2 separate regions of the Homo sapiens genome follow, and region 1 is linked to region 2. Evidence: chromatin contacts called from ENCODE Hi-C data. All regions are on one chromosome and are shown on one strand. The core of a region is the stretch at or near the end of the contact, and the rest is flanking DNA. Distances in the headings are between cores, read along the strand shown.

Region 1 (3,882 bases), core at 1,010-3,509, 470 kb after region 2:
GGCAGGAGAATCACTTGAACCCAGAAGGTAAAGGTTTCAGTGAGCTGAGATTGCGTCATTGCACTCCAGCCATGGCGACAAGAGTGAAACTCTGTCTTAAAAATAAAAAGAGATGCAATGAGCAATTTTAAATGAAGTCAGTGTGAGTTTAGTGATCAATAGTAGACCCAATGCAAAAAAAAAAAAAAAACAGTGAATTTGGCTAAGTGAATTATTCAATTTTTGTGAATATTTTAGCATGAAAAGTATATGGATTCATATCATGAGTTGTTAAAGACATTTCTGGTAGAAAGTAATACTGGGTTGAAATTTCTTTGACAACTTAAAACTTACATATCACATATGTTATGGGTATGGAACTTTTTGGTAGTATTTTTTAGCATATGCAGCCTTTCACCACTTGGCCATTAGTTCATGTGTTTTTTAAGTCAGATATTCTTATGCAGTCATGCATTGATTAACAACAGGGATATGTTCTGAGAAATGCGTCATTAGGCGGTTTTATTGTACAAACATTGTGGATTTCATAACAAGTGTACTTACACAAACCTATTGCTTCTAGGCTACAAACCTGCACAGCATGTCACTGTACTGAATACTGTAGGCAGTTGTAACACAGTGGTATTTGTGTATCTAAATGTAGAAAAGGTGCAGTCAAATATGGTTTTATAATCTTAGGGGATGTTGACCAAAACATTATGCAGCACTTGACTATATTTATTAGCAGATGGAAATTGAATTGAAGGTCGTTTCAGTGTGGTTCATAATGAGTAACCATCGTTGCCATCAACTCCTGTATTACCTAAACAAAAAAAAATGTGTGCAGGATTAAAATGTTCTCACCTCACCTTGCAAATAAATAATTATTATTCATAGTTATTTACACACAGTCTAGAAAATTCCTAAAGTACTTATGTGAAAAATATATAAATGCATTTAACTAATTGTGCCCATTTTAGTTTAGTTCACCTGCAAGTAGAGCCTGAGAAAAGGACTTGGGTGTATACAGGTCATTCACAAGGTGATCCCAGAAAACAGAAGTAAAAAAACAGGGAGAGGAAAAGGGAGAAAACCACTTAAAAGTTTATTATCGGCCAGGTGAGGTAGCTCATACCTGTAATCCCAGCACTTCGGGATGCTGAGGTAGGTGGATCACTTGAGGTCAGGAGTTTGAGACCAGCCTGGCCAACATGGTGAAACCCTGTGTCTACTAAAAATACAAAATTTAGCCGGGCGTGGTGGCATGCACCTGTACTCCCAGCTACTGGGAGGCTGAGGCAGGAGACTCACTTGAACCCAGGAGGTGGAGATTGCAGTGAGCCCAGATGGAACCACTGCACTCCAGCCTGGGTGATAGAGTGAGACTCTCTCAAAAATAATAAAAAATTTAAGAAGTATGTTATCAAGATTGCCAGTTGGGGTTTGAGTGCTCCAAGACCCTCTGAGAAGCTTTCAGAATGCCTCCCAAAATTTTCCACCTAATAAAACTGGGAACATTAATTAAGCAATTTCCATCCCCCGTTAGTTGAGTTGCCTCCAGGGGCATTAATTATCCCTGCACTTCTGGGCTGTGCTTCTGTGTGGAAAAGCAGCACCCCAGTGTTGAAGAAAGACTTGGAACAGGAAGCAGAAAGATACATGGCTTCGGCTTGCAGTGGGATTTCACAAGCAGAAAGGACAAGTCCAAGCTTACTCACCTAGAACTATCCATGTAGCTGTGACTGATACCGGAAGTGGACGAGGGAATGTGCAAAAGAGATATTTGCTGCAGTCTACCCAAATGCAGTCAATTCAGAACTGATTGAGTCCCATGTTAAGTCTACTTTGTCTTTTGTCTGTGGGATAACACAAGGTGATGGCCAGCCACAGTCTTTCTAAAATCTACACATGAAGATTAGTGAGACAAGCCACAATTACTGTCACTATGACTGAACGCAAGGCCAAAACTGGTACTTATCATCTTCTTCCACCACCCATTTTACATTTCTCCTGCTCTATATCAGAAATTCCGCTGGTCTAGGCTGGTTGTCAAGCATAGTGACCCAGACCTTCATCCTTTAAGTTTTCTAGGGCTTTGATTGCTTTGCCCTGTTTAGGCTATGATTATCACAGTCATCTGTTTGCTGTTTCTTACCAGGCACTGAAGCACCACGACATGCCCCAGTGAACCACCTGCGTTCTAGACACATTCTTCCTGTTTCATTTTGTAATCACAACCCTAGCTCCTCATGTTAACATATTACTTCCTATTTTTGTCCCACAGACATGAGCAGTCCCAAGGGACCGATTGGCAGCAGTAGATTCAGCTTAGTGGAATCCTTACTGTGCTCCCCCATGGAAGTGTGCTAGTTCCTTCCCCCTACCCCATCTGGGAACTGGGACTTCCAGGAAAGTCTGAGGCGGCAGGGATGGGAAGCACAATTACAAAAGAATGTCACTGAGAATGGTGGAGAAGGATCATTCCTATTTCTTTTCTCTTGGTTCCTGGATCTGTGAATCCTGGCAGCTGAGGACATGGCATCATATGCTAGCCATTTTTGTAGTGCTTTTACCACATCCTAGAGATTAGCACTTCAACCTTGCAGAATGTCATCTCTGAGATGGTGACTACAATGAGCCTATAATAGACCATTTCATTGTTCTATTTGATTGATTTCTTCTGGATGATGCTGTATGCGGTAAGACAAGTGGATCCAACAATTCATGCGCCTGTTGTTAGTCATTTACTACAAAATAATCCCAAGATCTGAGGCAGTGTAATGCGAGATACCATGTTGGTAATAGACATCCTGTAGGCTATCAGAGGGTAATGCTGGCAGAGGTGCTGCTGGAAGGAAAGGAAAGCCCCTATTAAGAGTAGTAATTAATTACAATAAGAAAGAATTACTCCTCTTCCAGGGTGGAAGGAATTTAATGCAAATAAATTGCTCCCAAGTGACTGGTTAACCTCTTCAAGGAATAGTACCAAATCATTGGTCTCTGCTGCCGACAAATAGGGTATTCAGCAGTAGCTGAATCCTAGCTCATCTAGCTCATCACTAGATGAGCATTAGTGTGGAAGCCCAAGCTGTTGGGCCCAAGCATAGCCGGCATCTCTGCTGCCACGATTACTCCATTTGTGGGCTCATTGTATAACCTGGGGCAATCAAGGACAAGGCTGGCTGACATCTACTGGAGAAATCATCTTGTCCACCTAATTTTTGCCTCCTCAGGTGAGTGTTTTCTTTCTGGCATTTCATCCTACAAAAATCTCCACACTTTGGACACATTCCCATAGTTTTGTCCACATTCTTCATCCTTAAATCTCACTTTCTCTAATCTTCCAATATTGCTCCCTTCTTATCCCTGACCAGCCAAACCAGTTACCAAGATCAAAAGTCTGTAGTATTTAACTCAGGCCATGTGCTTCTTCAGCAACATCATGACAAAGTGTACTGTTTGAAGCTCTGTCCATCAGGAAGATTATTTTCCTCACCACTAATTGTTAGAGCCACCTCTGTCAGAGGCAGCAGTGTGGCAGCAAGCCATTTTTGCCTACACCAATATATATCAAGCTTGTCCATGCATCAACAAGGTCCACTGTTTGCTGTCAGCTAGTGAGATAATATTGCAAAAGTAGCTTCAATTATTCACTTTCTCCCTATTGCATGCCTTTTGCTATATATTTGCATTGCCCTCCCCCTCTGAGTAGAGCATTTGGCCTTAACTTTGGATTCTGAACTTAGCCAATGGAATATTAACAAATGTGATCCAAGCAGAGGCTTGACAAATACTTGGTTGGTCTTGCCTTCTCTTGTGGCTCTGTTATTGACATAAGAACTTGACTTGGATAGTCTAATGACGATGAAAGATGCATGGAGCAGAGATGAGTTGTTCCATTCA
Region 2 (4,304 bases), core at 1,076-3,575:
GTGCACCGAGCATGCCAAGAGAGAACATCAAAATGGGTGATAGACTTGGAGACATATAGTTAGCTTCTAGGACATCTTGGAACAATTAAAGTATGCTAAAACTGCAGTGGGAAGGGGTTAAACAAAGTCCTGGCCTTCACCTGTAATGGTGTCCAATGTTGGAACAAGAACTTAGCACCAAGACTCCAGCCAGTATCTGACTCTCCAAACTTGGTTAAAGAGGTTTTTTCTCATCTGGAAGACAGGTGAGATCAGCTCTATTGTTTTATACAATCTACATCCTCAAAGTCTGTAAGAGAATAGACATTTTTCAGAAAGGGTGTGATCCACAAAAACTGCAGAAAAGAAAAAGATTTGTCACAAATCAAGTGTACAAAGAGAGCTTATTAAAGGAAGCCACGGATTATTATTAAATGCAGGGATTACTCACACATCTGCACATGTGGATAATCCCTGCATTAAGAATAATCCAGGGCCACCTACTAGGCCACCTCTTGATGATACCTCTTAGTGTGCTCTTTGGGTCAAATCCCACCCACTGAAATTTCCCAACATGGTACCCCAAAGCCTCTCATGACACAATCTGCCTCCCTCATTTTGGATTTTCCAAAAGATTTTACTCCCCTGTCTTCCCAGAGAATGTGTCACTCCCTCTCATTGTGCACTGTTCATGTTTTTAAAAGAGCACATGCCCATCATATGACTGTGAAGTTTTCCTCTTTGTCTCTGACATTCAGCTGAAAGCCCCTGAAGGGACTTGACCATATCTTATTCCTCTTTGTTTTCCTAGGGATGTTGTAGTTGGGCACATAGTAGAGCTCACAAAATGTTGCTGAACATAGTGCACCATTGACACAACATAATTCCAGATTTCTAACTTTGATTTCTGAAAGGTAAACATTGCTACAATGTATTAACCACACAGAAGACTCAAACAAACCCAACCCCCTTCCAAACAAAGCAGGTTTGTTTGTTTTTTGTTAGGGCACCCACTTCTACAAACAAATTTCTGGCCCCAGGATAACACAAAGAGCCAGAGTAGGATTTCAAGCAGAACTGTGTTTTCAGTTGATGTGTCAGTCCCCTGAGAGTCATGTGGAAAAAAAAAAAAAGAAAAAATTCAAGGTCCAGGTTATTTCCACCACTCCTGGGAAACCAGGCCTGGAGAGCTCTCTAGGGAAAGAGGTATGTCTGCTCTGGGCTTTTGCAACCTTATTTTATAATTCACTTTCTTATCTACTGCTTCACAAAACCAAAGGGAAATAGGTACAAACTGTATCGACAAAAGATCAGAACTGAATTCTCAATGGCAAAGGCAAGTGTACATTATAAATAGCAAAACAGCTGGCTTGGACCATGTTGCCGGCCAGTCACCCAGTTGAGGGATTTGAATGACATCATAACCCTCGAGAGGGTATTGCTAGCCAGCTGGTGTTATTTAGAATACACAAAAATCAGAGAAAGAAAACACACTCTGGCACACAGACTCCCTCTGTCATACACACACACACACACACACACACACACACACACACACACAGGTTTGAGTTATATGGAAAATTCAAACAACAGGAAAATTGTTTGCCCCCCAGGTACCCTTCTCCCAGAGTGGTGGGGTGGGGAGGGGACAGTGACAGGCAGCCTAGTAGAAGAATAAAGAAAAATGTTCTATTTCAGTTGGGTTTTACAGCTCGGCATAGTCTTTGCCTCATCGCAGGAGAAAAAGTATGAGACAGTGCCCTAAAGGGACCAATCCAATGCTGCCTGCCCCTCCATAGGTTCTAGGAAATGAGATCACACCTCTCACTTGGCAACTGGGACAAGGGGTCACCCGAGTGCTGTCTTCCAATCTACTTTACCCCAGTCACTTCAGGGTTAAAATTGTAGAGTTTGCTGGAGAGGGTCTTATCGTCCTTTCTTTCTTTTTTTGTTTTAAATAATGCATTTGCTCTAGAATCTAAAATTGCTCTCCCATCCCCCATATTCCTTTAATACTGGTAAGGTGTATTAGCAGACGTTTGTGTCTTCATGCCCAGCAGAAAGTTAATCAGAAAACAGATCCTTATTTTCTATGGCAGCATAAGTATTTTAATGTCTGCGAACCCTGTCACTAACACACATTCTTTTAAGGGAAAAAAATGCTTCTGTGCTCTAGTTTTAAAATGCAAAGGTATGATGTTATTTGTCACCATGCCCAAAAAAGTCCTTACTCAATAACTTTGCCAGAAGAGGGAGAGAGAGAGAAGGCAAATGTTCCCCCAGCTGTTTCCTGTCTACAGTGTCTGTGTTTTGTAGATAAATGTGAGGATTTTCTCTAAATCCCTCTTCTGTTTGCTAAATCTCACTGTCACTGCTAAATTCAGAGCAGATAGAGCCTGCGCAATGGAATAAAGTCCTCAAAATTGAAATGTGACATTGCTCTCAACATCTCCCATCTCTCTGGATTTCTTTTTGCTTCATTATTCCTGCTAACCAATTCATTTTCAGACTTTGTACTTCAGAAGCAATGGGAAAAATCAGCAGTCTTCCAACCCAATTATTTAAGTGCTGCTTTTGTGATTTCTTGAAGGTAAATATTTCTTACTCTTTGAAGTCATTGGGGAATTCTATTTAAATTGTGTACTGTTTGCTTCTGCCTAGAACTGTTCTTCACTTTAAAATTTTCATTGTTTCGGAACCGAGAGTTATTTATAAATTGCTGAATATGCAATTCTGTGGAATCTGAAAAATAGCTCGGGGAGATGGATGCATTTGCACAGATATCTGTATGAGTAGAAACTATTGCAAGGTACTTATGCTAAATCCTCCACTTCTGCAGGGCTTCCGTGGTGTCATTACAGAAGATTCCTTTAAATCCTCTCTATGGCTAAGGGCTATAGAGCATGGATATGAACTTGGGGATTTTTTTTTTCTTTTGCAGGTGCAGATGTTTTATTTTTAAGACCATGTTCTTTTGCATGTGTGTATGTGTCTCTGTGTGTATGTGTCTCTGTGTGTGTAACTCATCAGGACTTTATTTACAAGGCATGCTATATATGAAGGGTTGTATTTTAGATGATATTAAAGCTTTTAAATATGATCTTTGGAGCTAAGGTCCCGGAACTCTGCACTTATGCCCAGAGAGAGTGTTAAAGTTAGAGTAAAGTGTAATTTGTTCTTCCAAAAAAGAACTCCTTGACAACTCTTGCTGACCTTGCATATTTGTATAATTTAAACAAATACATACTGTATATGGAAAGCAGAAACTTTCTAAGAGCTGCTTGCCCAACTTTTCTGTTTAGAAGAGGACTTTCATGGGCAAAGTTTGGACTTGGGGTTCTGTGTTATAAAACTCTGATTTTATATTCAGTGTCGTGAAGTCCCTTTAGGTAAATCTGGCTGCTGCTGTCAGTGCACCGACTTCTCGTTTCCGATTGCTGGCCGTAGTTCTAGTTTCCATTCTCAGCAAAATTATATCCTTCAAGACTTGTGTTTTTTTTTCAATTTGCAAGCGCTTTTAAGCTGCTGTCACTGGCTCCACCGATTCAATTGCCTGAGGGCTCAATTCATAAGACGTCTCTGCCACTTAGTGCAGCATTCAGTTGCTGCTTTCAAACACTTCACCACTACGACTTTCCCTAGTCAAGTAAGTGGCTCCAGGAGTTAAAGATACACCCTTGTCAGGCACCTGATTCTGCTGTTCCTGAGATGCCAACACATGCAGGCCACCTTGCTTTCAAAGAAATGACGTCACTGTGCATACATACTATGTGATCTAGCAGCTGGAGTTTTTGTCTCCTTACTTAGGGGATCATAAAAGAGGCTGTGGAGCGTTATCTCTGCATTAATTACAAGTTAAGAAAATTGTTTCCAAATGCACTTTTCATGCTGTGTATGCTGAACACTTCAGAAGTGGAGCTCTTAATAAGTTGTTACTTTTTTCTGTACTTGAAGCAGGAAGTGGTTTGAGGGAGCTGCGTGGTCTTTCACATGTAATTCAGTGGGTAAAGGTGTCCTGCCCAGAGGCAGAGCTCACCAGCTGATTGTACTCTGACTCTCAAGGTATTTCCAAGTGAGTGAGTCGGGGGAAGGGAGTAAGGGAGTGGACTGGAGCTTGGGTCACTATCTGGGCTGCTACAATAGGCATACAATGGAAATAGGTGGCTTGACTGGGGGGAAAAGATTGACTTAAATCCCAGCTGTGCAATTTGTTCATTGTTTCAATGGACAAAAGGCAGTTTACCCAGGCTCATAATAGCATACCTGCCTGGGTGTCCAAATGTAACTAGATGCTTTCACAAACCCCACCCACAAAGCAGCACATG

What was found. A loop is a pair of places that touch in the nucleus more often than their neighbours do. Pooled maps may share reads with other maps.
Region 1: a map with no recorded cell type shows a loop between it and region 2 (5-fold over the local background). The contact joins the enhancer-like site here to the promoter of IGF1 in region 2. A Hi-C loop is called at or near these places in 5 of 37 single-sample maps with no recorded cell type and 4 of 50 pooled maps.

The regions. Positions count from the first base shown.
Region 1 is chr12:102,008,733-102,012,614 of GRCh38, reverse strand. No RefSeq gene overlaps it. Among named protein-coding and RNA genes, the nearest start is that of DRAM1-AS1, 46 kb to the right of the region's middle. Within about 2 kb of position 2,259, at least 5 of the 41 ENCODE cell types and tissues checked have a DNase peak (open chromatin) inside an H3K27ac peak, as active enhancers do.
Region 2 is chr12:102,478,584-102,482,887 of GRCh38, reverse strand. It overlaps IGF1 (insulin like growth factor 1), which reads left to right and starts at 2,325. Exons shown (of 4, transcript NM_000618.5): 1 at 2,325-2,569. The coding sequence starts at 2,507. It overlaps LINC02456 (long intergenic non-protein coding RNA 2456), which reads right to left. Exons shown (of 13, transcript XR_007063427.1): 11 at 1-4,304. RefSeq lists enhancers at 3,470-3,519, 3,610-3,869.